Regions from separate parts of the Mus musculus genome. Here region 1 is linked to region 2. A link is a loop called in an ENCODE intact Hi-C map of the cell type or tissue named here. Cell type or tissue: left cerebral cortex. All regions are shown on one strand. Links, peaks and the distances in the headings refer to the core of each region. The heading gives the core; the rest is flanking DNA.

Evidence for each region. Peaks named below come from ENCODE experiments on the same cell type or tissue, not always from the same donor. Only the 100,000 strongest peaks of a DNase experiment are listed, where the experiment ranks them.
Region 1: a loop joins it to region 2, with 2.3 times the contacts of the local background. A loop is called at or near these places in 2 of 42 quality-filtered maps.

Annotation. Positions count from the first base shown.
Region 1 is chr9:23,557,283-23,572,825 of GRCm38, reverse strand. No RefSeq gene overlaps it. Among named protein-coding and RNA genes, the nearest start is that of Gm39311, 16 kb to the left of the region's middle. In left cerebral cortex, for the core only: no CTCF peak of the experiment used is centred there; DNase peaks (open chromatin) are centred at 5,615, 6,012, 6,680 and 10,699; H3K27ac peaks cover 668 bases.
Region 2 is chr9:23,487,839-23,503,381 of GRCm38, reverse strand. No RefSeq gene overlaps it. Among named protein-coding and RNA genes, the nearest start is that of Gm39311, 86 kb to the left of the region's middle. In left cerebral cortex, for the core only: no CTCF peak of the experiment used is centred there; DNase peaks (open chromatin) are centred at 5,527, 6,522 and 7,776; H3K27ac peaks cover 4,466 bases.

The sequences.
Region 1 (15,543 bases), core at 2,907-10,906, 70 kb before region 2:
GTTGCTGAGCCACAAAAGATAATAGCATCCTGGGAAAGATGCTAAAGCTTGTATGAGAAGCTGCTCACTGCAGTACCCATTCTGTTCCTGGATAGAGAGCGTGCTTAGGAAAACATGACAATTGCTCCTGCAGTCATAACTGGTGAAAAAGAACAGTCTCTTAGCTTACTTTGACTAGGAGAAATATTCCTTCATCAGGTAGGAAACTCTGTGCTACATCTCCTACCTCAGTCTTCTGCCTGCTCACAAAGCTACCTAAACAGTATCTGTAGACAAAGCTCCTGTAAAATTTCCCCTTTCCTTGCCTCTGTGCCTGAGCTAGTTGACAATGATGCGATAATTACAAGTCCCAAGTGAACCTATCTCATCATCCTGACCAGAACAAACTGATAGGATGACTCGTTTAACCATGTTGAGCCTGTAAATAGAAATTCTCCAGGGTGGTTATGACTTAGTAGGTTTGACAAACTTAAAGGAGACATGCATCAAAACTAAAAAACACCCTGGGGAAACCAGGAACATGTGTTATCCAGACCTGCTGAAAAGCATTGCCTACCCCAAACCTTCCCACTGAGGCTCCTAGCCAGGGCTACTAGACATTAGACACTCAGGTTGATTCAAGACCAATGTGAGAATTGGCATGTGACTGGTAACTGAGGCTAAAGGACTCATCACCAGCTTCTCTTATGCCTGTGTCATCGTCTGGCATACTCCTTCCCTCTCCTGAACAAACAGCAGACCGCCTGGTTGAGAGGTATTCGCCACCTCTGTTTCTCTTCTCCATGACTCTTCTCCTTAAAATCTCCTGTAGCTCTGTGCACTGCTGTCTTGGGGTGTGTATAGAGCAGAGAACCTCAACTCATATGCATGAAAAATGTCAGCATTTTATTACTGAGACAAAACACCTGAGATAGCAACCTAGGTGGAGAAACATCCATTTTGCTTTTGTTCTCATGTGATTTCAGCCAATAGTTGCCTGACTCTGTTGCTGTGTACCTGGGGTACACAGACAATGTGTGGGAGCAAAACCACTCGTTCATAATTGCTGGAAAACAGAGCAACAGCAAGGAATGTCCAGTGTCCAAGGACACAGCCCTGACAGACACACCAGTGACCTGCTTTCTCCATCCAGGCTCCAGCTTTTACAGACCTTGTTCACACAGATTCAATGGATTAATACTCTGATAAGGCAAAACAAATAAAATCAGCCAGGATCCAATTATTTCCCAAAGCAAAGCCCATCAGCTAACAACCAAGTTTTTTATCACATGAGCTCTCTTGGAGACATTTTATATCCAAACTATAACATGAAACAAGACACTAGAAAAATCATCCCTAGAACAATATCTAGGTAGGCTATGTTCACGTGGCAAAGACAGGGGCTTTAAAAGTTTCTGATAGAATCAAAAAATACACTGAGCCGTGGCCAATCTGCAGACAGACTTGCATTTAGATGATTTGAGAGAGAGGTAAATCCTGAAAGATACAGAGAACAGATCCAAACCGCAGTACATACAGTGTAAGTAAGCCCCAAGAAAGGCAATAGAGGAGATACAGCAGGACTAATCCGTGAGGAGATGACAAAGAAATCTTCCTCAAGCCTCCAAGATTAAAAGTGCCATATTCCTGCTTAAGATTCTGCAATCTAAGCAGCCCAAGAAATAGTGGGAACTGAACAGTGTGCCCCAGTTACCTAAGGGCTGTGAGAACTGAGTGGTCCTGGAAGACCTAGGCTGCCCTGAGCACCAGCCTGTCTGGCATGCTTTTTGTTAGCTTAGGTGCAATTAGGAAACTTTGCTCCAAAAATTATCTATTAAATGACATAATACACAGGTTGTTTTTAATGGTGCAAAACAGTCATCAAGTATAAGCTGTCAAGTAACAAGGAGCACACTGTCTTCCTTGGTGTAGTTTTGATCCTGATCAGTCAAGTTAGAGTCTAGTTTGATATTTTCTTTCAAAACCTGGATTATTATGTGTTTAGAGCAATGTTGAAAGTCAAGTAAGGACTGTTAATTAGACCATGTTGTAGAAGAAGAAAGGAAAGGAGAGAAGGAGGGAGGGGGGGAGGGAGGGAAGTAGAGAGAGTCCAGGGGTATCTTCTTAGCAAGCTTTATGATAAGACTGCTGATATATTACTAAAATATAGGTTTTGAGGATGGAGAAGTAGCTTAGCAGTTAAAAGCTGATTGCTGCTCTTCGACGGGACCTGAGTTCAGCACTGGACAATCACATGAGTTGGTACTGCAATTTGTCTCTCTCTCTGCTAGGAGTCTTGATGTCTGCTCGCCCCTAGAGAAGACAGAGCAAAGGCCAGAACAGAGAATCCACAGCCCGTGTTTCCCTTTGATGCATCAGATGCCACTGCATGCCCGACTGGAAGGGAAAAGCATGACATGGGACGAATGCTGTGGTTCCCGGCTCTCAGGTGCTGCTGATATACTGCCTGAAGAGGAAGTCTGAACGGATCCGAGAGTTCCCCATTTCCCCTTGGGGCAACTTCATGCCAGGCAGAAAGGGGAAGGAAGAGCCCGAGAGGAGCAAGGTTCAGTCTGATTGAAAGCAAGTGCTGAGTTCAGGGAGGACAGGAGAAGAGAAAAGCCTTTGGGAGTCTTAGGCACTGCTCCTTTAGGTGAAAGCTTTCCAAGCAGTGATCTTTGATGAAGCAGCTCTCTGAGATGGTCTTTGTTTGTTCATATTGCTTTATTGGGGGATGCATACACCTTATTTGGAGTGATCCAGGGATTATATACCTCTTGAGAGAAGGGCATGAGAATATCCAGAAAGAGAAGGTCATTGGCTGAAGGCTAAGGCTATCTAGGTGCCTCATTAGCATGGAGAAGAACTCCAGGTGTTATGCTGTGTGACTGAGTGCCTGTGGTTCTCTGTGTGGCCTCAGAACAGGCATTGGAGGCTGAGAGGGGGTAGCTCCAACCCTACTGTCTCCGATCTCTGAGATTCCCAGTTCTGGTAGCATGGTCCCACATGCCCTGAAATGGGTGACTCACAACTGCCTGTGACTCAAGTTTCCAGGGGATCAGATGCCCTCTTTTTGGTTTCTATAAGCACCTATATGTATATGCCATAAATTCACACAGGTATACATATCTATACATAAATAAAAATAACAAAAATAAATCTTTTAAAAAAAGAACATATGTCTGACTTCATGGAGATAAGGTATCAGGGAGTAAAAATATCACCACCATAATTTACTTTTTGTACCCAGCTCTATACATAGCCCATATGCAGTTCTTGGATAAAGTAGAATCCCACTACTCCTTTTCTTTGTGAAGATAAGATTCTATACATTCAGTATCTTGTGTATCAGAAGAGAGAGAGATCTAATGGATAGTCATTGGTATCAACATTGTTCCTATCATACACCAGATAAAACTGCACGTGGTCTAGCCATTAGCAAAATTATATTAAAATGTGTATGTCTAATTTCATACACCATTGTACACACGATCATTATCTCAAAAGGCCTGAATTATGCTTCTAATACATTAATTTAATTACCCTCTGTATTCTGATAGAAGCCATTACAGCCCATATCATTGGCTTTGAAAGACGCTACAATCACTTTCTGGTGAAGGAAGCATCCTGGTTAATAAATAGCTGTCATCATACACATTATACAGCCATTGCAAATTCTCAAGAAATAGGATAACATCAACTTAACAGCAAAATGTACCCATAAGAAATAGGTCTCTTGCATTCATATTGCTCTGGTGATCCTCTTGCCTCTGCCTCTTCAGTATATCCTATCATAGCATATGCTATGATAACTCTCTTATGTTGTATTGGAAGAACAAAGGTCTAGGGATACAAGGAACGCTAAACACACAGAGTTGTCTTTTCTAAGAAAAAGATGTGTAACATGTTTTTCCACCAGAAGGCTGATAATGGAGGTGATTAATAGTGTGGTGATCTTCATGATTTGTAGGGCCAGGCCATACAGAGCTGCCACAAGTAGGCCAGAGGTGGCTAAGAGTCTAGATGACCTTTGCATTATCTAGATAGGCAGTGGCTCTCCCAAGCTCTCACCACTAGGATAGGTGATCTCTGTTTTACCTGTATGCACAAGGAATTTCCCCACACTCCCATAACAAGCACAGGAGGAAGCTAATAGCCCCAAATACCTCTACTAGCTGCATCCTATACCACACCAAATTCTCTCCTAGGCCTTTACGGTAACACATGTACCCTGTCTTTAGAACATCTTTATGGATGTATTTTAAGAAGAGTGGATTGTGGTACACCAGGAATTTTTTCCCCTAAATTGTACTGTATTTAAATATATTTACAATAAACTACCCAGAGTGAGATTCTAGAAGTTTGAACCAATACCAGCTAGTTTATACAGAACTAGATATCCTTCCTGTTTCATGCTGTTACTCTGCCAGCTGTGGCATTTACAGAGACACTACCTACAGTGCCTTTACAGTAAAACCTTTTTAAGCCCTGGTTTAATTCATTTAATAAATCTTTACAAACAAATTGTCTCTATTCAAATGTTTTCCTTTCTATAAATATTTTATGAGATTTGAATTTTAAGGAAGAGAAGGAAAGAAGTGTATTCTATGGTTTATTAAGACACAAACACTGTATTTTTCTCAGTGTGGGGGAGGGTGTGTGAGAGGTGCAGGGAAGACTGGGAGTGAGGGTGGGAGTTTGTGTGGTATGTATGGGGTGTGAGGGCGTGTATGGAGTGTGGGGTGTGGGGATGTCTGTGGGCTTGTGTGTAGGGTGTTGGGGCTGTGAGGGGTATGTATGTGAGTTGGGTTGCAGGTGTCTGACTTACAGTTCTCTTCATACTTCAATAGAAAGCACCTGGGATCTTTTTTTTTTTTTGCCTTTTATTGGATATTTTCTTTATTTACATTTCAAATGTTATCCCCTTTCCAGATCTCCCCTCCTATTAGCATAAATTCTGGGTTAGGGAGTCTTACATGGGATCTAGATTCTGAGTTCCTTACAAGCATCCAGGTAAGGCTGATGTGGGCAGACCTCAGGCCACATACCATTAATGTTCCTTAGACTCTTTTGGCCATTTTCACTTCAGGTTCTAAAATATAACCTCCTCACTTTGAGATCTATATGCAGAACCTATGTAGCTTCTTGGTATACCTGGGAGTTGTGGATTAAGGGGAACACAGCATTAAACACACTTGACACGTATGCTTATAGGTCACAGGTCTGGAGTCAACTCAGCTCCTCACAGGTCCTGTCTACTCAGCCACTCAGTGCTTAGTATTTATCAGTAAGGCTTTCTATTAAAATGTCAGTACACTATTAACTAAATTTAGGGGAAACCTTTTCATGTTAATAACATGCTTTTCAATAAGTACTTCAATCATACTATTGTGAACATTTATCACAAAATTTTTAGGAGGTGAGTTATCTTTTTACTCCTAATGTATGGTCCCTGAGCTGGAAATAAACCATGTCAGATAGAACTGACAGCAGTTTCATCACTGTCTGAAACTTTCCTTTTGTCTATTCTTTGCTTAAGTGTTTTATTTAGAAACCACAGGAGTCAGTGGAAATGAATCATCTCCTGTCCTCAGCAATGGCCATTAGTCACACTCATGAGAAACAACTGCATCTGAGGCCAGCAGGAGGGCCAGTCCAGGTACTCACAGTTATAATTACAGCATTAAGCCAAACATCTCTGGACCAGGCCAGATGATATATGACTTTCTTGAAGGCAAACAGGATAAGAGTCTTTGGCAGGGATAGGCACATCTTCTTTCTGATGAATGAGGCAAAGCTAACCTAGGAGGCTACTGGAGCCATATGTCACACCAACCAAGCAATTAAAGAGAAATGGTTCTGTACGTTTGAACTTTCTGCAGCCGATCTAGGGATTTCAGGGGCAAGAAAACGTTGGAACAGAAGTAGAGGCTTGCTGATAACATACACTTAGGAGAACACACTAAACAACCTGGCCTGCTACCTACTGTTTAGAGGAAAGAGAAAAGGGAAGCAACTAGGGAACTGACTCGCGGTCAGCAAAATAGTTGAGCTTCTAAATTGGCTGTCTTAATAGAAAGAGAGGAGAGGGACGTGAAGAAAAGGAGCAGTGCATGTGGACATCTATAAACAAGACAAAAAGATAGGCAGAGCACATTCGTAGGAGTGGACTGTACAGCGCAGTAGGGGCGGGGCTACACGTGTTGTATAGCGATTTCCTCTTCATTGAAAGATTTCCTCCTGGAAGGAAAAGAGACGCATGAAGTACATAAGAAACACGTAACACTCAGGCAATTCGTAATACGTCCAAGACATAGCAGGCTCCTTCCTGAGGTCATATAAGCATCAGACAATGGAGGGGAGCAGGCGGGAGACTCCATAGTGGTGTAGTTGTCTACCCAATGCACAGAAAACTGCTGTGGTGCAGTGTTCCTGAGTTGTCATGCATGCATTTTGATGATGCAGCTTCCAGAGAGTTGCCCATGCTGTGTTCACATCTGTCCTGATCCATTCTTCACTAAGCTGGACATGTATGGAACTGTGGCTGTGGTTTCCCATTGCCCTCTTTATCTAACATGAGTAGAAATAGGTTTCTCGGGAAAATAAATGCAAACATTTTATAGCTGTATTGATTTGTGCCAACACATTGGTGAGAGCGCTTAATCTCAGTGGAAAAATTCTTCTTTTTTGAATGGTGCTTTGGCATAGTTCTGAGAGGAGATGGTTATGAAACAAAATAAACATATGGTGTCTGGAAAAACTTGAATATTTACTAAGGCATGATGGCTTGTGAATTATAAGAAAAAGAGAAAATTCTCAAGAGAAAAGAAGCCAGCTCTCTTGTGTAGTGAGCATGCTGATGTTTAAGAGATAGGAAATAAAGTATTAGGAATTACAGTGCCAGCTAAGGACCTATAAGCTGCCCCTTTAATGTGCTTTAAACCACCCCCCTCCCTGCACACACAATGTTTCAGTAGAAGTCTATCAGACACAACTGCACTGTATTAGTGATGGTTTGGGATAATTAGGAAAAATATTCTGTATCCACCACTGGGTGAATCCAACTGTGGACATGAGTTGTGGATTTCAAAAGGAAAATAGGAAATGTCCACTAGCATGGCCAGGCGTTAACGAATGTTTCCAAAACACTAACTACTGCACATAGCATTAGAAGCTTTGCAGCTTTTTTACTTTTGTTGCTTTGCTTTATAGAAAGTATGTGATATTCTCAGGTCACATGAGTGTTCTTCCAATGACTTTCAATGATGACAAGAGAGGAATATCTTTAGCTCCAGACCTCAGATAAAGTTTAAAAACCTCTCCCCCACCCACGGCCCAGCACTGGCATAAGTGAAGCAATGATATTGGAGCACAGACTGGCAGACAGTGTCCTCAAAGAGAATGAAAGATTCAGGATCATGAAGTAGTAATGGTTACTAATAACTCAGGCCACCAGTAAGCAAGCAGCCTTAACTACTACAGTTTAGGAATGAATAGAGTCACTCAGCAAACAGGGGAGATAAGGTAATATAGTAACCAAGAAAAGGGACTCTGGAAGAGAAGAGACTATCTGGGGAAAGGGAAGGGAAGGGAAGGGAAGGGAAGGGAAGGGAAGGGAAGGGAAGGGAAGGGAAGGGAAGGGAAGGGAAGGGAAGGGAGGATTTGAGACCTCAGAGAAATTCGAGGGTCAGGCACACCTGACCAGAGGAAGCCTCTATAATCCCTGGTGGAGTTGCAGGAAGTCGTTTTAGAAGCTACCTCATCACTTGTAATTCTCTGTGAAATCTTGTTTAAAATGTCTGCATTGTGGGCTGTGTTTATCGTTCCTGAGTCTGTATCAAAACATAGCTTGGGTTTAACAAGTGGCCTGTGCTCCTGTCACACGTGCTGGAGTAGCAGAAGCCTTCCGGGTTCTCATACAAGCAGACATCTCCCAGACACTGGCTTTATACCCAACTCTCCACCCACACACCTAACAGACAAACAAACACTCATCGAAGACTCTGGCTCAGCCTGAGCGGCATCTTACATTGACATTTATTCTTAGCCCCAAACTAAATGTCCAAGATTATCTAAAGGTAGAGAGAATGGATCCACACTTCAGAAAAGTAGGAAGAAAGAGAAAATGAAAGGAGTAAAAGGTTTTGGTTGGCACTTGGATTACTTAAAATGATGTTCTCAGTAAGGAAAGGCTGCATCTGATAAGACAAATTAAAAAAACAACAACTTGAACTTCCATACCCTAGATAAGCTAGGTAGATTATTGATGAATGTATTTACTTAGAAATGTTACTGAACAAAGAACATGAAATCTATATCTAAGTGATGACACAGCCTTGTTTCTTCCATGAGTTTTGATTCAAGGAAGCAGGACAGGGTCCTAGCAAGGGAAAAGCGCAGGACAACAGGTTCAGCTGAAAATAGTATGACTTCCCTGTTCAGAATCCTTAGCACCTAGTGAAGGGCCAGACTCAGCCTTGAGCTAGAGCTGGCTCTGCCACCTTTCCGACAACTGCCTCTAAAAGGTAGAAAGCATAAATAGTTGGTTTTTTTTTTTTTCTTTGTCATTTGCTTTTAGATGCTGGCCAGGGCATAGATGTACTTGTAGGCTTAGAGTTTTTAAAACCTATTTTAATAAGGGTTCTTAAACAAGTTTTCCTCCATTCTAGCCCAGCACCAACCAGAGGTAATGGAAAAGTCAATGCCACGTTCTCCAGTAACAGGCTGAGGCTTGAAAGCTACTCATGAAGCAAAAGAGTTTCACAGAAACTTGCTCCTGGAGTCTGGCGTTCTCTCTAACCCATACATTAATTTTCCATTCCCGTGTTAGTCTAGTGTATGGATCCATGTGCTCTCTTTCAGTATTATCCTATTATAAGTGCCTTTTAAGATTGAATTCTGACATAGCTAAAGCTTTCCGCCAGTGTTCCAACAGTCCTAGAACGTCCTTGAGCAAGACCACGGGCTTGAAATTCAGTAAGAATGTTGCTAATCAGAATAGCCTCTGGTACTAAACTGTCACTTTGAATAAAAGCTAAGTTACTCCCTTACACAGGAATTTACCATCACTAAGGAAGAAGGAAGTTTCAGACCAAAGGAGAAACCAGAATAGATACTTAGAACTATAGCGAAGTTACACCCATACACGTAGTTACAATGGCCTAAGGGGAAGGTGGACTATACAACAGACTAAAATAGGAACTATGGCAAGGGCATGAAGCCCTTGACCCTGGCTTCTAAGATTAAGTGAATCTTAGGTGGAGCCCTTGTTGATCCCAGTTGTTAACAATGAATTCTATCCCAGGTGATTCCTGTTAGACCTTCTGTGTATGCATTCCTCTGTTTTATGTAAGAATCCAGTAACCTCTTTGTACCGTGAGGGTATGTCACCCAACTTCCTTATTGTCTTCTGTATAAAAAGTCTGATGCTCGATTAGATATTACATTCAGATCCTACACAACCTCTCCTGTGTGCATCTGTCTGTCAATTCATCCGACACTTTGTTCACCCGCGACTAGAGACCCGTTCCACGCAAAGGGGCCCAAAGGGTCTGCGGCAAGTCAATAGGCCAAAGGGGGTGTGGACCTGTTAGAAATTGTTTTCTTGGGTGATTCCAATTTTCAGTGTCATGATATCAGCAGTTCAGTTCACACAAACCAACAGTGGTGGTGCAATCCACTAACAAACACTATTCGTGAATGAGCAACAGCAGTTTGATCAAGAAATTTCAAGTCTCTGTTAATTGGCCCAAGTCTGCAGAAGTGGCAGGAAGCGGACAGAATATCATGAGTTAGTTCATTGGTGTATTTCTCTTTATGAAATCACAACAAACAATGATCAGCAAAGAATCAAAGTGAACCAATGCCACAGCATCATCAGTGAAGACTGGTGTCAGCAAAGTCCACTGAAGACAAGCAAAGAGTAACAAGGCAAAACAATGCCACACACCATCATCCACTGTCTGTTGGGTCACTTTTATTCCCCTTCCAAACATCTCAAGCATATGGGCTAGCAAAACATTACATGCCCCTTTTCTAGTCAGCTTCCAGAAAAACACGACATGTATGCCTCAGCAAAACATCCTCTCATAAAACAGTTCAAGAAAAAAAAATTACATGACACAACTGAGTCTTCAAAGAAACCAGAAATGTCCACTTCATGGCTTTTAAGCTGCCTGACTAATGTTTGGGCATCCTTGCTCTGCCCCCTTTCCCACCTTTTGATCACCTGTAGGTGGCTGACTTTCATGCTGCCTTGTCTTTTAAGCCACTGTCTCACCTTCTTTCCAGCAGCTTCACGATTTGTAGCTTGGCTGACTTGGGGATTCCTTTTAAACTCTAATAAATTGTCCTGGAAATTCTGCTCATGAACATTCTTAAATTCTTTTATTAATGAAACTAAGAACAGTAAGAGGGAGCCCCGACTTCCCAGGTATTGTATCTACTTTACTGGGACTCTCCAAGATCTCCAGCAACACATTCTTTCCTGCCTTTTATTTCTTTAATTGAAAGGGATATAAACGCACTCCTGTACCTCTAGATGACTTCAATCACAACATGTAACGAGCAAAATGCAAATGGCTAAGAAACATATGGGGGAAAAAACCCTGTAAGCTCACCACTGAGCAAGAAATGGGAATGGGTACAAAATACCATTTTACACATCTCAAGTTGGCAAAGTTTTAAGGGAGGGAAAATGCCTATTGTTGGCAAGGCTGTGGAGAAAGCAGCTTCTTCGTGTACTCTGCTGTGAGCAGCACCTGCAGGGCCTTCTGAAATTGCCCACCTCCTTCTCAGCTACCACAAAATGCGCATATGCTTTGGCCCACAATTCTGCTTCTAGGAATGCCTCCTAAAAAACTGATCTGAAAAGCCACTAAATATGTTGGTTGCATCACTCTACAGGATAATTAAGTTGTTTTAAATCCCATCAAGCAGGAAAGGGGCCTGTTGTGAGGAAGGGGATTGAGAGAGGATGCTGGAGGATGGACATGACCAAAGGAATCTTACAGCCATTTAAGAAAAAGTCAGAATGAAACCTATACAAAATTAATATCATGGTAGTAGGAAGAAGGAAACTTTATTTTAACTTCCAGCAATGAAAATTATTTAAATAAATCATGATTCCCTGACACAATGGAATGTTAATTCAGCTACTTACAAGCTGAATTTTGTTGGTATGAAAAGATTTTCACAATCTATTACTATGTAGGTCAACAGGGAGTTTCAGAACTGTTCAGCTAATAAGGGGATAAATTTCTCTCTCTCTCTCTCTCTCTCTCTCTCTCTCTCTCTCTCTGTGTGTGTGTGTGTGTGTGTGTGTACATAGGAGAGGGTGGAGTACAATCATATAACACTTGCATATATTCACACATAACAAAGAAAACAAAGGAGAAATTTGCACTGAAGTTAAAAATGGTTTTCTACCTGAGAAGTGGATTGTGGGTGAATCCTTCTTTCATATGACTTATCTGAACTATGTTTCTTATAATGAACCTGAGTTGTTTACATAATTAATGTCCATAACCAAAAGGAAAACAGTACATTTTTCATTTCCATCAAGGAAATAAAATTATTTTCAAACTGAATTAGTGCTGCTACTATTATTTGTGATTTTATTCTTTGTTTAACAAATTTTTTTATTAAATTGATTTACTTATTTTAAGTATATGACTACAGCATTGCTGATTTCAGACACACCAGAAGTGGGCATTGGATCCCATTACAGATGATTGTGAGTCAACATGTGTTTGCTGGAAATTGAACTAAGGACCTCTGGAAGAGTAGTCAGTGCTCTAAAGCTTTGAGCCATCTCTCCAGCAACAAAACTTTTGACAACCATATCTGATCTGTATCGATCTGGATCTGTTAGAGGCTAAATATCCTTCCTCATGCTCTTTGTAATGAACATGAATAGACACTGAGAGCTACTCTGTTGTAGAGTGGGAAACGGGGCACCAAGAAGCATGGGCTTTGCCCCATCAGCTGAAGAAATGAGAGCCAGATCTGAGAAACACAGTGCAGCACTCCAAACTGTTTCAGAGACTTTTATTTGTTTCCTTTCCTAGTCAGGAAGCAGACAGCAGGGACACAGGTATGCATTATATCTTATACTTAATGTCACCCCAAGGTTACTGTCTGAGCCTACTACGTCCCCAAGAAAAAAATTTTTATCCTTTTTGAGGAAGAAAACATCCCCAACAGGAAGGCTCAAGAAACGCTAAGGGAGGAACTCAACATACAATCACACATGACCAAGTTTGACCTCAACATTTCTAAGTCTTACTTTCCTCTACAGGGGTGTAGAATGAGCTGATTTTGAGATTAATTTTACATATCAACTTGAGAAGACAAGGGGATGCCTACAAAACTCATAAACACTGTTTTGCTGTGTCTTTGACGGTGTTTCCAGAGGATACTAAATAGCATTTGAATCAGTAGATGGAGTGAACAACATTTCTGTCCAATGTCTACAGTCCTCCTCTGTGCTGAGGATCTGGTTAGAACAATAAGGTAGAAGTCAAAAATGAAGGAAAAGTTCTGTCTTGTCAAAAGCCAGCACATCCTCCTTCTCTATTTTGGACATCAGAACCCCTGGTTCTTGGGATTTCTTTCTCAAGAGGCTTCCCTGCACTCTGCTTTCAGTAGTTCTCAATGGTTTACGAAATACCTGTGTGTTTATTGTGTGCCTAAACTCCGCTCCATTACTTGACCCAATCCAGAATATGACCTATTTTCAGTGTTGTTTGATAGAATATACACCTTAACCTTTAACATTCCTTCAACAGTGCCCCCAGACTGTGGATTCTTTTTTGATAAGTGCCTGGAGCTAAGCCCAAACCTTGAATGGAACTCACCCCGGTAAGAAGTGCTAGACACTAGCTACCCTTAAAACATAGTGATTATCCTAATAGTAGTCCACCCAGCCCCAGTGAAATTCAGCTTTCTCATAAAAATATTAGTAATAAACTACAGTGTGCCACTCTGAGAACCAAGATTATCACTGTCAATTCGTAGCACATCACTTGATTTAGGAAGCTATAAAGGTCTGACCTTCTTTCCTCTGAGGGGAGGAATAACACTGAGTTTGAGCCTGGAATAGGTACTACAATACAGGGAAGTGCTATGAGAATAGCTCTTCTCTGGTCAGTATGTGCAAGATCAGAGATGGAGCAAACATAAAATCAGGTTCCATATTAGGAATTAGGTTGCAACCTTCAGACAGGATCTGTGATCTCACCAGGAGCGGAGCAGAAAAGGAAAGTGGTACCTTCAATACTTCTTATGCCTCATGGTCTGACTTCCACACTGCCTGCTCTGTGTTCTTAGTGATTTTCAAAACTACACGGCAGGGTTTTACCTTAAATTGTTGAGGGATTTAGGGGAAATCTGTTCCCTTTAGTCCTGAATATCCATAACTCTTACCATCCTCAGGTAAAGAGACAGTGGAGTCAAAATGACTCCTAGGAGCAATCAAAACTGGAGAGAGAACACTTGTCTGATATCCCTACCTCAGCACTGCCTGATGGGAAAAGCATCCTCCTGCATCTGTGCACAGTATGTGTGCTAAGGGCCACGTATCTGGACATATCAACTAAAGGGAGGTATTGCCTGATTTGACTGATTGTTAATATGGTCCAGTCATTATCTCACTTCAAGATCCTATGGTGTTGTGAAGCAGAATATATAGAGAATAGATATTAGTGGAGGCCGTCTACTTCACAGCAGATGGGAAGAAGCAGAAAGAAGAGGCACTGGAGAAGACCAGAGCAGTCTGTAGCCCACAAATCCTCATATCCTACCTTCCTCCACTTCACATTCTCCTATGAATACAGCAAAAGATTAATTCATTCCTGTGTCAGATCCCTCATCACCTAAATGTGAGGGTGTGGTAAGACCATCAAACTTGACTAGTTTGAGGACTCAAACTATCTTTCAGGGGGCAAAGAACAAAGGCCAGGGGAGAAGCTGTGTCAGTTTTAAGGGGACAGGCACAGGAGGAAAAGTGAGAGCCAGAACAGACTGGAAATTAGCATGGGGGCTTCGATCTGCTGGTAATCAGGAACTAGATGACCTTGTACATGGTAGCTGGGGAGAATAAAAGAAATAGTGATTTTCCTACCTGAGGAGACTCCTGGGCAATTCTGAATTTATGTTTCTGTTTACCCAATAACAATCCTGTTTACCTGGTCATTGTCCTTCTGTTTTGGACATTGTCATAAGCACTGCAACTTGGGGGGGGGGTCCACTTTGGACCTAACATTCTAGCTTTTTGTTGATGATAGAAAGTGATGGTAGTACTCTGGACACTTTTTCTTGAGCAGAGATTTAAGGGTGGTTGGGGAGAGGGGAACTGGGGGCCCAAGATGGTAGGCAATAGTAGGAGACCAGAGGAAATCTTGTTAGAGCATCTGGTTTACTGACCACCAGGTTATTTCACTAATTCTCTCATTAAGGAATCTGAAGAGACAGGGAGTAATCATTATTACGAGAAGAATAGAAGCCAATGGGTTGAGTAGGGGTAGGGGCCAGGACCCAGTGAGAACCACAGCAAGAATATCACATTGGAGGCCATAGTTTGCAAGCCAGTTCATGTACGTTTTTAAGTCTCTCTTCCACTTGGCAGGATTGGTTCACATGGTAGAGACATTCTCCATTGAGGAAAAGGCAAGTGGGCTGCTTCTTACTGGCTAGCAAGTTCAGAGTTCCCCAGTATTGTACGACCACTAAGATTAAGGAGATGAGCTGATTCTGTAGAAGTTGCAGGGCCAAGGTTGATTCCTGGGTCCTAAGGTTGACCCACTAGCTAAGTCAAATAAGCTTAGATATAGACTGTGATTCAATCCATCCTTGTCCAAACCCATAGAAGCCACTGAGACTGCCAAACTGTTCTTACTCATGAACAGGACAGCCTTAGCTCATGTGTTCCTGTTTGTGACCTGAAGGAGAATTTAGAGTTCTCCCTGCGTTTCCAGGGTGAGTTGGCAAGGTAGCAGAGTACAAAACAGACACCATGAGTAGATTTGTCTATACACCAGCAGAGCTTGAAGTGGCACTAGTGGTGTTAGCTAGCATTCATTTCACACTCAGCTCAACAGTTACCTAGCAACAGCCAGGTAGGCTTGGCTTGCTATAAAAGAGACTGTTTGCTCGCTCGCTCTTTCTCTCTCTCTCTCTGACACTTTTCTCTCCCTAATCTCTTTTTCCACCCTGCTCTCCCCTCTCCCCCTCTCCCCTCTCTCTTTCTCCATCTGTTCCTGGCCAGCCTCTCCTCTCTCTCTCTCTCTCTCTCTGTCTCTGTCTCTCTCTGTCTCTCTCTGTCTCTCTCTGTCTCTCTCTGTCTCTCTCTCTCTCTCTCTCTCTCTCTCTCTCTCTCTCTCTCTCTCTCCTCTCCCTTCTCAACTCCCTAAATAAACTCTATTCTTCACTATGGCTGATACCTCAGGAGGAAGGAGTGCCTCAGCATGATCCTGCCGAAGCATCCCTCCCACCTTACCATAGCATCATCTATAAAACATACCCTGGTCATTTTTTAAAACACAACAAAAGGAGGGTTACTTCTGG
Region 2 (15,543 bases), core at 3,720-11,719:
CCTGGGTTTTTGTTTGTTTCTTTGTTTGTTTTATTTTTCCATATGAAGTTAAGAATTGTTCTCTCAAGGTCTGTAAATAATTGTTAGAATGTTGGTGGGAATTCCATTGAATCTGTAAGTTGCTTTTGTTAAGATGGCCATTTTTACTATATTAATACTACCAGTTCCTGAGCATGGGAGATCTTTCTGTCTCCTGATAGGTTATTCAATGTGTTTCTTCAGAGACATGGAGTTCTTGTCTTACAGATATTTCACGTGCTTGGTTAGAGTTTCACCAAGATATTTTATATTATTTGTGGCTATTGTGAAGGGTGTTGTTTTCTTGATTTCTTGTTCAGCTTGTTTATTGTTTGTATAAAGGATGGTTACTGATTTTTTTTAAATTAATTTTGTATTCTACTACTTCGCTGAAAGTATTTATCAGCTGTAGGAATTCTCTGGTAGAGTTTTTGGGGTCACTTACATATACTACCATCCCACCTGTGAATAGTAATATTTTAACTTATTTTGCAATTTGTATCTACTTGATGTCCTTTAGCTGTCTTATTGCTATGGCTAGAACTTCAAGTACTTTATTGAAGAGATAGGGAGAGAGTGGTCAGCCTTGTTTTGTCCCTGATTTTAGTAGAATTGCTTTAACTTTCTCTCCATTTAATTTGATGTTGGCTATTGGCTTGGTGTATGCTGCCTTTATTGTGTTTAGGTACGTACCTTGTAACCCTGATCTCTCCAAGACTTTTAACATGAAGTGGTGTTGGATTATGTCAAAGACTTTTTCAGAATCTAATGAGATGATCTTTATTTCCTTTCAGAATGTTTATATAGTAGATTATGTTGATGAATTTCCATATATTGAACTACCTCTGCATCACGGGGATGAAATCAACTTGATCATTGTAGATGATGTTTTTGATATGTCTTTGTATTTGATTCATAAGTATATTATTGAATTATTTCTGCATCAGTATTTATAAGGGAAATTGGTCTGAAATTCTCCTTCTTGAGTCTTTGTGTCTCTTTGTTATCAACATGACTATGGCCTCATAGAGTGAGATTAGCAATGTTCCTTATGTTTCTATTTTCTGAAATACTTTAAGGAATATTGGTATTAGCTCTTCTTTGAAACTCTGGTAGAATTTTGTGCTAAAATCATTTGGACCTGGACCTTTTCTGGTTGAGAGACTTTTAAGACTGAGTATATTTCCTTAGGGGTTATAAGACTGTTTAGATTGCTATGTGACCTTGATTTAACTTTGATAAGTGGAATCTATCAAGAAAACTAGCCATTTCATTTAGATTTTCCAATTTTATGGAGTTCAAGCTTTTGAAATAAGACCCAAAGATTCTTTGGATTTCCTCAGTGTCTGTTCTCCTTTTCATTCCTGATTTTGTTAATTAGGATACTGTACCTGTGCTCTATAGTTAGTTTGGCTAAGGGTATGACTATCTTGTTGATTTTCTCAAAGAACCAATTCTTGGTTTCATTGATTCTTTGAATTGCTTTCTTTGTTTCAAATTTATTGATTTTAGCTCTGAGTTTGATTATTTCCTGTTGTTTATTCCTCTTGGGTGTGCTTGGTTCTTTTTGTTCAAAAGCTTGTTTGTTTATTTCTTTTCTTTCTTTTTCTTTTTCTTTTCTTTTCCTTTTTCTTTTCTTTCTTCTTGTTCTTTTCTTTTCTTTCTTTTTTTCTTTTTTCTTTTTTTTTTTTTTTTTTTTTTTTTTTTTTTTTTTTTTTTTGACAGGGTTTCTCTGTATAGCCCTCACTGTCCTGGAACTCACCAGGCTGGCCTTGAACTCAGAAATCTGTCTGCCTCTGCCTCCCAAGTCCTGGTATTAAAGGCATACACCACCACTGCCCGGTTTTCTTCAGTTTCTTTATAGATACACTTAGTGCTTTTTCCTCTCAACACTGCTTTCATTGTGCACCATAGTTTGGATATGTTGTACCTCAATTTCATTGAATTCTAGAAAGTCTTTAATTTCTTTCTTCACTCCTTCTTTGATCCAGTGGTCCTTGAGTAGAGAGTTTTTCAGTTTTCATGAGTTTGTAGGCTTTCTGTTATTTCTGTTGCTATAGAAGTCCAACTTTAATCCATGGTGATCTGATAAAGTGCAAGGGGTTATTTCAATCCTCTTGTTCTTATTGAGGCTTGTTTTGTGACAGAGTATATGGGCAATTTTGGAGAGAGTTCTGTAAAATGCTGAGAAAAAAGTATATTATTTTGTGTTTGGGTGAAATGCTCTACAGATATGTTTTAGGCCCACTTGATTCATAATGTCTGTTGGTTTCTCTGTTTAGTTTCTGTCTTGGTGATGTTAAAACTGGGGTGTTGAAATATCCCACTGTGTGAGTATTAATGTGTAATTTAAGCTTTAATAATGTTTCTATTATGAATGTTGGTCCCCTTGCATTTGAGGCATAGATATTTAGAACTGAGATGTCATCTTGGTGGAATTTTCCTTTGATGAGTGTGAGGTGTCCTTACCCAATGCTTTTGATGAATTTTGGTTGAAAGTCCATTTTATTTAGTATTAAATGGCTATCCCAGCTTGCTTCTTAGGTCTGTTTGCTTAGAAAATCTTTATGCAACCCTTTACTCTGAACAATGTCTATCTTTGATATTGAGGTGTGTTGTATTGTATGCAGAAGAATGAAGGTCCTGTTTTCATATTCATTCTGTTAGTCTGTGTCTTTTTAATGGGGAATTGAGTGCACTGATACTGAGAGATATTAATGACCAATGATCGTTAATTTCTGTAACTTTGATGTTGATGATTAGTGTGTGTGTGTGTTTGTGTGTGTGTGTGTGTGTGTGTGTGTGTGTGTGTGTGTTTATGAGAGTGGGAAAGGAAAGAGAACAAGAGAGAGAGTCTCTTCTTTTGGTTTTACTGGTGTGAAATTTATTTCTTGTGCTTTCCCCCTCCCCCTCCCCCTCCCCCTCCCCCTCCCCCTCCCCCTCCTCTCCCTCCCCCCCTCCCCCTCCCCCTCCTCCTCCTCCTCCTCCTCCTCCTCCTTCTTCTTCTTCTATTTCTCTGAGGTTTGGTATTTTCATAATGTCCCAAAAATCCTGGATGATATATGTCATCAACTTTTTAGATTTTGCATTTTCTTTGATCAATATATCAATTTCTTCTATCATATCTTCTATGCCTGAGATTCCCTATTCCATCTCTTGTACTCTGTTGGTAATTTTTGTATCTTTAGTTCTTTCCTGGGTTTTCAATCTCCGTGATTGCCTAAGTTTGGGGTTTTGTTGTTTTTGTTTTTCTGTTTTTCTGGGGATTTTTTGTTTGTTTGTTTGTTTGTTTTTTTGTTTTTTTTTTTTGGTTTTGTTTGTTTGGTTGGTTTGGTTTGGTTTTTGTTTTGTTTTGTTTTTTTGCTACTATTTCTATTTTTCAGTTCTTGAGCTGTTTTATTTACTTCCCTCACCTGTTTGGTTGTATTTTCCTATATTTCTTTAAGGACTTATTAATTTCCCCTTTAAAGGCCTCTATCATCTTTATATGACTGGACTTTAGTCCATCTTTTTGTTCTTAGGCTGTGTTAGCATTTCATGGGCATTTTGTAAGTATGTAATTGAGAATATTTAGATTTATGTTCATTGGGAAAATTGATCTGTAATTTTCTTTTTTAGCATATCTTTATTTGGCTCTGTCTTCAGAGTAATGCTGACTTTTTAAAGAGAGTGTTGAGGAATTCCTCCCCTCTCTATTTTGTAGAGTAGTTTCAGAAGCATTAGTATGTTAGGTTCTCTTTAAAGGTCTTATAGAACTTATCAGTGGCTACTTTGAAGAATATTTTTATTACATTTAATGCTACTACTGGTTTTAAATCTGGTTATGTTATTTAATTTTGATTTAACTTATGAACCTAGGAACTCATTCATTTCTTTTAGATTTTTCCACATAATTGGTTTTGAAGGTGTTTGCTAAAGATTTTCCAAACTACATTGATATCTGCTGTGATGTCTTCATTTTCGTCTCTAAATTTGTGAGTTTGAATCTCTTCATATTAGTCAGTTAGGCTATGGGTTCACGAACTTTTCTTTTTTTTTTTTTTTTTCATAAACTAACATTGTTTCTTTGATTTTTGCATTTTCCTGTTGTTCTTCACTGAAATAGTGTTTGGGGGATTTCACATGCAAAAGGCTCCAGGTAGTCAAACCAATTCTGAGCAAAAAGAACCTGGAGATATCACCATAGCTGGTTTCAAATTATACTACAGAGTCATAGTAATAAAAATAGCAGGGTACTGGTATAAATACCTTTCCAGACTTTCTAACAGGCCAATCTGACAGTGGCATTTTCTCAATTGAGATTCTGTTTTCCTAAATGACCTTAGCTTGTGTCAAATAGTACACATGGCCATATGAATTAAATTAGAGCAAAATTCAGCCCAGATTTATTAAAATTTTTAATCTAAGACCAGAAACTTTGAAACTGATAGAGCAAAAGTTCTCAACTTGTGGCTACACATCTCATACTGAATCTCTCAGCTAGAAAACAACTCAGAAGGCCTTAGGATGGTTGCTATACCATAAGATATCCACTCTTCTTCTCTGATTGGAAAGGGCAGGGAAGAAGGCAGAGTCGAGTCTTGATGCTTGGGGAAGGGAGCATTTGTCCTGTCCAGCAGCAGCATTTCCATATCCCATGGTATAATACTTCCATGTGGTTATAAGATTTACCAGTTAGCTACCTCAGGCCCTCTTGTGACATTCTGCATTCTCTTATCTTCTTTTAAAATCTAGTTTGAAAAAAAATACTCTTTTTTTGGAACAATTACAGATTTTTGTGAGCTTTTAAAATTGTTACCAAATAATTTTGTCTACCTGGGCTGCTTGTCCCACGAAGCAATCAGGAGGCTTGAACTCAGGGGACTGTCTATTTCTCGTTGTCTCATATGGCTGGGACCTCAAGGTGGCTGGAAGAATGGCCTGACTCAGATGGACTTGATTCCCAGCTTTGCTATCACAGGTCACAGGTGCTTCCAGCTTACCCCACCAAACTAGCCTACATTTCGCTTATCTGGAAGGTATAAGAACAAACATTCGGGTGAGAATGATCAGGGCCCGGAGAAGGCTAATATTCTGTATGACCTTTCTAGGTCACAAATTTTGAGGAGAAAAAGGTTCTTTGGCAAATAAAAAAGAATGTTATGTTCTCCTACCTGGCATTTTAAACCTATACCAATAGAAACAAACTCCTGATAACTCTGCAATCCTCTGTCACAGAGTATTCCTAGGACATGCAAGAAGAAAGCTATAACATGCCAGATTCTGAGCCATGCCCTCTCCAAATCCCATAGACTTACCCCCTGAGTTCGCATGAAGATTTTTATCCTTCTATGATCTTTATATACATTTAAATATGTTTCTGTTTTAAAGAGCCTCAGACCTGTGGGAGCTTGTTCTAAAAGAAGTGGATGATAAACGCCTCCATATTTTCTATATATAAATGTCAGCAAAGCTTTAAAAAAACCAGGCACACAGCCTGCCAGGATTCATCTCTTGGAAATGACAACAGAGGCTGCCTCTGACTTCAAAGCATCTAATTTGTAAGTTGTTCCACCGCTTTTGCAAAGGGCAAGCAGGGGGATGGGTGCTGGAAGGAGTTATCCAATCTCATTAGCATTTTCACAGTGATTTAATGAGGATGGATTCTCTTCATTTTACAGCCCATGAAACCGAGGTTCAGAAAGATTAAGCAACTTTTTCAAGGTCATATTAGGTGTTAATAATGAACTTGGAGCATAAAGCTGCTTCTCTGTGACTGCCAGTCTTGGGCTCTTAGCTTAAGCTGCTGGAGGCTGGTGGAGTTAGCCAGAAGTAGACAGGAGTGCAGGTAGAAACCATCAAACCCAAACGGAAAAATAAAAATGCATCAGTTGGGTTTCCCATCTAGAAAAGGGAAAAGCAGGGCTGAACAATAACAACAGAAGCAAAGAACACGTGGCATCATCATGTAGAGTCTTCCTCTCCCCCCCTACTTGGATACCTTTCTCCCTTCATTTGTATGGTTTGGAGTTATTTAAAGTCTATCCTCCACCCCAGGTATAGGAAACACACTGTGAAACCTAATATTAACTGTCAATTTGACGGGATTTAGAATTACCTAGGAGACATGGATATGATGAGAGTGTTTCTAGACCGAGGTAAGAAAACCCAGACAAACTGTGTGCAGTACCATCCCATGGGCTAAGATCTATGACTGCATTAAAAAGCAGAAAGCAGTTGTGGGATTTTGCCTAAGCAAAGTCCAAGGGTCTCAGAAAAATGTGCTGTGCAGCCTAAGGGATCAATACCTCGGCCTCCCTCCTTCCTATTCACACACAACACAGAGGCCTACTGGTAGAAGACCATTCTCTCTGAGATAGTGTGTCTTTGTCTGGTTTCCCAGTATGCAAATTACAAACTCTATAACAGAGAGATAGGTTGTAACAAGGAATTGTGAGTCTACTTCTTTTTGGGCGGGCGGGATAAAGAAGAAACTGAGTGTAGCACAAGTATTCATCTCTCTCTGCTTCTTGACTGCAGCTCTAATATGACCATCTGCCTCTTATTCTTGCAGCCATTGCTTCTACATCCTCAAACAGTGAATCAAAATAACCCTTTTTCTTAAATTCCCTTTGTCAGATATTTTGTCAAAGGAATGAGGAAAGTAAGTAAGACACGCATTAAGAGCCATTCTTGGAATGAACAGCAAGGAACAGCAGGCCTTCAGGGTTTCCTCATGGTTTACTTCATCTGGTTGCCTCTGTATCCCTTTGATTCACAGACACTGAACATATTCCTACTAAAATTCAGTGTCTTATTTTCAGTTACTGTTGTTCAACAAATTTGTGAGTCTTCTTTTAGGTTACAGACATCCAAGTCAACATCCATCTGAGTAAATAAACCCAGATCATACCTTGTATGAAAAGTTAAAAACAAAAACAAAACAAAACAACAAAACAAAACATAGCTCTTTGAAGGTCGACCAGTTGCTCATATAGATACAGCTTAAGCTACAGAGCAGAAACTAGAATCTAGGTTAGTTGGGTTCCCAATACACAGCTTTCCTTCTATATCATTGGTCAGCAAACTTTATCTGTAGATTTCCAAGCAGTGAGCATTTTAGGCCTTATGGATCACACTGTCCTATCACACCTACTCAGCTCTGTCCTTAGAGCATGGAATTAACCTCAGACAATTTCTAAATAATAAGCAGGCTGTGTGCCAATGAAACACTATTTATAAAAACAAGCAGTTGACCAGATTTGACTGTCAGTTGTTATTTTATCCTCTCTTAATAGAGCAGGACCTTGATTTTTGCATGTCATTGTCCATACCTAGTTTTCATATTGTTCTATAATTTCCTCTGAAACCCAATGCCAAGGCCTTTTTGCCTTTCCTTTTCCTAAAATGTGACTCGGTCCAAAAAATCAGAAGTCTAAAATCAGTGCTGAATTTTACCTCTGTCTTCTATTTTAGAAAAATTTATTATACTCATAGAAAAGCATGCATGCTGTCCCCAAAGGAGAAACTACATATGTACTAAGAAAAACTACATGAGGGCGTGCTCCAGAAGGCCTTCATTTGCATTATGGCTCTAACGGTCAGAATCTTGGAGAACAAGATGACTTGGGGCTTTGTGCCAGGATACCTCAGACTTGAGCTAGCAGCAACTGGCACCTTCTTGGCCATGAAGCCATCATTGCCTAAGCACTTAAAGTATCTGAAGGACAGAGAACAAGACCCGAAGCGTGACATCTTTTAGGACACATGCCAGCTCTGGAACCCTCCACTTCTTCGCTGGTATCTGTTCTTTGAAGATACTAAAGGCTGTCCAACTGGATTAGTGTGCCTCCATTGCCTGTGCAGGATCCTCCCTGGGCAGTTTTTATCTGCTGTGAGTCAGATGCTATTCTGAGTACTGGAGGAATGTCATGTAATAAAACAAAATCTCTGCTGTCATGAAATAACATTTAGTTGGAGAAAGGAGAGACAAAAACAAATGAATAGATCTGCTATAGTTTGCTGTTTTATGGTAAGCACATAACATGTGCTTCAAGGTTGATGCTTGAAATTCCACATCCTCCTAAGGGGACAGATGATGTATGTTCACACAGTAGAAGGGGTGAGGGACAAATTTAGTCCTTTAATCTCTCCAGAAGTCACTAAGCAATTCATGGGGGCAATCTCTCATGATCTACTTACTATCTAAAGGCTTAACATCTTTATTAAATTGTGGTTTTATTAATAAAAGATTTATTTTTTTATCCATGTGACTGTTTTGCCAGCATTTCTAGATCTGTGTACCACATGGAAGACTGAGGCACACAAAGGCCAGAAGATCCCCTAGAACTGGAGTCAGGGACAGTTGTGAGCTGTGGGTGATGATAATCACACCCAGGTCCTCTGGAAGAGCAGACACAGTGCTATTTGCCACTAGAACCATCGTTCCAGTCCCTGAGCATAAAGGGTTTTGTTCTTATTTATATCATTTCCATTGCACCATTTACCTTTTCCCATTCAGTTCCAGCAGATCCCTCATGTACCCCCATTGCTCTCACTCTCAATTTTATGGTCTCTTTTTCTTTAGTTACTATTTGAAGTACATAAATATTTATACATGTATATTCCTAAATGTATAAATATAACTCATGCTTTCCATATAATGGTATTTGTGTTTGCATGCTTTAGGGAATATTGTTTTAATACGAATGATTTTTGGAACAGATATAAATGTTCATAGCTGAAAGGGAGGAAGGTACCAACGTATTTAAGCTTACAGTTCTCAGGGTATCCAGGCTGTCACAGTTGGGAAGGTATGTTACCAGGAGCAGGAGGTGACTGGTCATAGAATGGGAATGTTAGTATGCTTTCTCCTTTACGTTTTAGGAATCTCAGTCCATAGAATGGCACCACCTACCTTTAAAGTGGGACTTTCCACCTCAATTTAATTGAGATAGTTCCTCACATATATGTTCAGAGGTTTGTTTCTATATGAATCTAAATCCTATCATGTTGACATTTGAGATTAACCATCATAGATATCTTAAAAACTAGATTCCAGGTAAATTATGCATAACTCTAACATGGGATGATGATAAAGCACAAAGATGACTCTTAGATATTGCTATCTTTCATATCTTCTCCACAAGTCCTATTCCAATAGTTGCTGTGGCAACTGACTGCCATGGGTACGGGCTGGCAGTATCTGGTCTCCACAACTTCTATTTCTTGTCCCCTATATGAGGGCTTTGTGGTTACTCTACAAGATCCTTTCATGACACTTTTTAGCCACTCACATACTTGTAAAACCCTGTCAGATCTAGGAAGCTAGTTCCTCAGAGGTGATTTGAAGAGTGAAAGCTTGGTGAATAATACTATCAGCCCAGCTCTTCAAAGAGTGAGGACTCTCCAGGCCCACTCTCTGTCATACTTCTTCAGATAGTATGTTTCTCTTTCCATTTCACTCTTCTTGGGGTCTTTACACTGTTTCCTAGATTTTCTTCCAAAAGGAAACTCAAAGTCCCAGAATATCAAGAGTTCAGCTTATGGTCATAAATGCCCAAGTGAAGGGCTTATGTATGGCTCAGTGGTACAGTGCTTGCCTACCACATATATGGGATTCTATGTAAGATTTCCAACATCAGCAAGATAAGGCAAAAATAAAACAAATAAATAAACACAATGAATTAAAAGGGAGGTGGAAAGAGGCCATCAAATAGACCTGAGCCTGGAATTCAGAAACAATGTATGTAACAGATCTGGCTACTTGTCTTCAAAGCTCCCTGCATTGGCACATGGTTAGGATCCCACTTTCCCTTGCTCCATCACCAAGACAGCATCTCCATCTCCCAGTATTCCCTTCACAGATGACTCCTTCCTGTAGCATGTAATAATTAATAATAGAAACAATCCACACTAACACCTGCTACTCACTGGCAACACCCCCATGTATGTCCCCAAGAGATGGTCTGCCCCGTTTCCCTCGGTTTGCTGACAATGATCTGCTTGTATCTTCCCATGCCATCTGCCCCTTGCTAGACCCTGTAGCTAGCTCTAAACCACTGGCCCCTTATAATTAAGACTCTAGAGGCTTGTAATTTATCAGTCAGATTTATAACAGTAAATTCTCAACCCATAAAATACTCACACAAAGAACTTAAAACTCAATTGATATTGATACATCTGCCCACCTAGATTGGACAAATGTGCCCTATATTATTCTATCGCTTTTCTATGATATCCATAACTTCCTGTGGCTACTTCAGGCCACGTGGGTCCAGTTCCTCTTCTTCCTCCATTTTTTCCTGTCCTTCTTCCCTTTCTTTGTCTCTCTGTCTCCTCTCCAAAACTTTTAGCCTTGCCTTCTTTTTCCATTGCCCAACCCCGGGCTCTGGCCTTGTATTTCACTTGACCTCACCTGTGTACAGAAAGCAACCTATACTGTATCTATATCCTGCAGTGCAAAGGGGGGAGATAATTGAGTAGTGGTGGAAGAGCAATCAGTACTCTCTGCTTCATGGTGGAGGTGTTTCTCTCTCCTCACTGCTTTCTAACTGGTGGCTTTGGTGTTCTCACAACTGAGCAGAGACATGCCGATATGAAAGCTCGTGGTAGGGCAGCATGGCTACCTTACAGAACGGCATTATCTGCTGGAAGCCTTTCTGATTTGTTAAAATCCCTAATGAGCTTTCAAAGAAGAAGGCAAACAGAGCTGAGATGCTGTTGGGAGAGAAGGCAGGGAGACTAAGCACCATGGTCCTCTGAGCTTTCACAGTCCCTCCTATGGTTCCCCACTCAGTCCTAGGCTGAGTCTGGACTGTCCAGGCACTGCAGATGAAGGACATGGCTTCTTTTTATTTCTCTTTAATCTGCTGAAATGAAAACTACAATCCCTAGCAATTACACATCTCCATGTTTCAAGCACGCTGTCCCTGGCACTTTGCTATCCCCATTTGGAAAATTCACCCATAAAAGCATTTGACTTGCCTGCATTGTACACAGAAATCTGCAATGTCATCTTTCGTGCAAAGGATAAGAACTCACCCTGGGGTACCAATTTTAATAGCACGTAATTAGATCAATTTGTAGTAAGCCGAGGTTTCCAGTCTGCAATTTGACAAGCAGCTTGAGCTATGTTTTTATGTTCATGAATTTCTGTGTCTCCAACAAAAGGTCAAATGAAAGATAAAACTCTATCCAAAGGACTCCTAAAGGAGTCTTGTGTGTATTTGTGTTTCACTTTACTTTGTTTTTCAAATGTCATTATTTATGCTAGAGGGATGGTGGTGAGGAACTAGGTCCTCCTGTAGTCATGAACTCAGCAAAGTGCAGGAAGACACATAGGACTGGCTCCCTCCTATGCAGGTCTAGACAGAAACTCAAGGCTCTCTTTTCTATGGGGCTGGAAAATTACTTCTCAGGACCCCTGCCATAGAACACTAGCAGTAGCTAAAACAGTGAAGCATCAATCTGCAAAGTAGGCCATCTTGCCTTAGAATGGCAAATACATTTTAAATATCACTAGCTTATTGTGACCATAATAAAATATTTCAAATAATCAACTTAATAAAGGAACTGTTCATTTGGGCCCATCGTTTTGGAGGCTGAAGTCCGGGACCCTGTGGCTCTGTTGCTTCAAGACTGACAAAAGTCGTTCTCATGGCAGAAGATACAGCAGAGTAAAGTAGCTCAGTGTGTGTCCAGGAAGGGAAAGAGGAGGAGAAAGGATTTGGGGTCCCACCCTCCCCGATGGCATCAGATTTTCCACCAGTTCCTATCACTTACGCATTTTCTCACCTTTAATACAGATCACTCGGGGACTAAGACCTTGACAGGCTGAGCCTTTACAGGGCCATTCAAAACCCAAACTATGGCCTGTCATCTCCCTGGCTTAGAAAACTATTTCCTGTGGCTCTATCTTAAGGTGTGCAGTACAGTTGATGTCACCAAGCTGCATTTTGATGCTCTATCTCTGAAATCTCATTCGGGACCATTATCAGGGAAAGCTTTTAAAATTCAGTCATTTTCCTGCAGAAAAACGCTGAGGTCACTCAGCATAAGAAATATGATGTGGGTCAGAAACCAAGAGAGGGCAAAGCAGAATAATTCTTTCTTCTATGATTCCAGACCTTCTACCTAAAGGCGAAAAAAATGACCGTCAGACGAGTTTCAAAAGGCTTGCAACAAGCAGATCCTGCCATCCCATCCATGTTGGTCCACTAGGTAGCACACTAAGTCAATGTTGCTGGGAGTTCGAAAGGGTTGCTAGCTCTCTGAATAGTTCCCTTTCTGATCATATACATCACCTAACTGTTTTAGACCAATTAGAGACATCCAAAGACCTCAAAGAGATTGCCAGCAAACGGCTCCTGAAGAGGTTGTGGGTCAGCTACAGAAGTGCCAGAAAAGAATGGAAGGCTAATCAGTTGCTAAGAGGGAGTCAAGCTGAGAAATGGTACAGTCCGTGATGGAGAAAAGAGCAGGTGACTCTCTTCATTCCTTCAGGAGAGACTAGCCAGCAAAAGACAGAGTATAAGGGTCCAGGAAGGGCACTTAGAGGAAGGAGGCACAGTAGCAGCTGCCATGAACACTATCCCTATCTTTTTGAGCAGCTCCCAAGAAGCCACACTGTGACTGTTCCTTTTAAGGGTAGAACTGGCATTGACCCTGGATATTCTATTCCACTCCCTTATCTCTTCTTCTGTAAACACTAAGATCCTTATGTCTGCGAGGGAAACGCCTCTCACCCAAAGGCTTCACTTTCTACTTATAGCAAGGCCAAGCCCAAGGGATTCCTAGACATGCCCTGATAACTCCTCTGTATGCATGTGTATAGACTGACCACCTGCTCACTGCCCAAGGGCCAGACTAGTCAAACTCAGCTCACATAATTCCAATATTCATTCCATCACCTCAGTGAGAAGGACAGCCAGGCCAACTGGAAGGGCACCTTGTGTCCCAGCAGGATAGCCATTTGGGTGCTACTAGGTCACCACTCTGATAGAGAGCAAGAGCAGCTTCGTAGATTTCAGAATCCCAGTCACATGTGTTGTTATTCCATGCAGTGGTTTAAAGGTGACACAGATAAAGTCCGATCTGTAACGACCCATGCTGAAGCAGCCCCTCTCAGACTGTGGTGCAGGACCTTTATGTGTCTGCATCAGTGGTATCCTGGCTGCTTAAGCACCCGGAATCCTCTCAGGATTCACTTCATAGTAAAAATGTATCCCGTGATTCTATATGGAAGAGCAGAAATGAGTGAATGAATGAAGTTGCATGCATATATAAATATAATAAATATTATACTATGTGTGACAGATGACATGCATATATATTATTTAGATAGGCATTTCAATATGCTTGTCCTCATGGCAGGGTAGATAATCCAAATAAGCTAGTCATACAAATGAAAAATTATGGATACAATTTTTTTTTAAAAAGGACATCCTGCTTTGGAAATTGCACTGAAAATTCATGCACTTGGAATAGATTGGAAATCACAAAATTTACATGCAAATGAGATTAAATAGAACTTGAATCTAATAGAATGTAAAAGTCCCCAAGTTTGCAAATTATTTTGTTTTATTTTATTTTCATGCTTTGTTAGAACAAAAATTAGAATCGGTTATACCATATTGTTTCCTGACACTTTTATAATTCTTCACAGAGTAAAATTAAAGGAAAGAAATACCAATTTCAGAGAGAATTATTATGGGAGAGAGGAGACCAAAACAAAGCAAAAAATCCTCCCATCTTTTGCTGACTTCTTCCATTCTCAAGAAAAGGAAGACACTGGGAGCCCATGGAACTCAGGATAGGAGCTCTGCCTCAAGGCTGACACCCTCTCACGGCTGCATTCTTTAATCTAAGAAGCCCAGCCATCCAAGCCAAAGCTACAGAATACAAAGACAAAGTATGTCAAGCTTGCCTTTTCAGTTGCTGGGGTTTCAAAGGGCAAGCAGCACCAGTTTAAAGTTGGTGCTCTCCTGCAAGGACCTCTGAATGGCACGCCCAACTGTTCCCAAGCCGTCTGAAAGACGTTCTCCAACACAACTTAGAAAATAAGAGACTGGGGACAGCTCGGTGGATTCATTACCTAAATGGATTGTGGGGGCTACATGGCTCCATTGAAACAAACACTGCCAAATATGCAGTCAGCAGAACAGAGAATGCTTCGCTGCGTGATCCTCAGTCCACCCCTGCTCCCAACTGAGATCTGGATGTGTTGGAGCGGCAGGCGCCGTGGAGAACCCTGTCATCCAATCCTTCCTTTTCCTTCCGCTCTCGTTTTCTTTTCTCAGCTGTTTAGCACCGAGAGCAAATGAAGCCAGCCAACAAGGTTGAGCCAACAAGGTCGGTAGAAAGTTTCCCTGGTCGGACTGTCTCTGATTACAGAGCAAGACCACATGCTGAGTGGAGAATCCCCTTTTAAAAAGCATAAGATGAGGCAGTCACATGTCCCATCATGGGGCAACTACTTGGAGTGCACAGGTGCACCAACCTGCCTACTACAAGCTACTTCCTCCTCTGATGCCCATTTCAACATTGAGGCCAAGAGAGGCTGTTCAGGATCTGATCCTTAAACTCCATGCTGGATTGTGCAGAAAAGAGTATGCACTAAAAAGTATTTATACTCTTGGAGTCAACGTTAATTTTTTTCACACCCAAAAACATTTTCTAAAGGCACAGATTCACTGTTCAGTGACCCTTAGGGGGAATGTGTAATAATCCAAGTCCCAGCTCTGAGCAAAAGCATCTTATAGAAGCACTCAAGGCTCAAGATGACTCACGACACAAAGTGGTTAGAACAAGACAGAATTGTTCCAACAGTTCTGTATGAGCTGTGAGTCCAGGACCTTTATTCCTAGGTATGACCACAGCTGATGACGCTGGCCATCAGGAGCAGCTGTTTGGACCATAACTGCCCTTTATCCCATCCTGCCACATCTTAGTCAACAAGTAGAAAACTGAAATGTATGCTCCGTTCAGAACACTTGCTCTGTTCTGTTAAAATGAACACTGCCCAGGGGTTGCGACTGTGGCTCTTCACTGTCCACGGGACTCTGGGGCTTGGAGGGAACTCCCACCAATGGCTCCTCCTCTCTTTTCCAGTGGTATTCCCAGACAGGTCAACGAAATAGACCACAGGGAGACAGAGGAAGAGGGGCGTCTTGATAGGTAGGGTGCCCCAACTCGAAACTCTCAGGTGTGAGATGCCTTGTCACGTCTCTGCTTCAGGTCTTACACCACTGCAGGTCCTGAAGCCCACATTCCCTCCAATCACAATGTCTTCTAGCCTCTCTTTATTCAGTTACCAGAGTCTTAAATGCACAGATACTTCATTCCAGCCAATATGTAAGCATGCTTTCCCAGGTGAACATAAATGTATACACACACACACACACACACACACACACACACACACACACACACACACGTACTTTTTGCACAGTAAAGTCAACTTAGCCTAAATTCCTTTCAGCTGTGACTTCTTCAGCAAGTTTTCTCTCAAAACAGGAACCATAGAGAACTTGGCAGGAACCATTG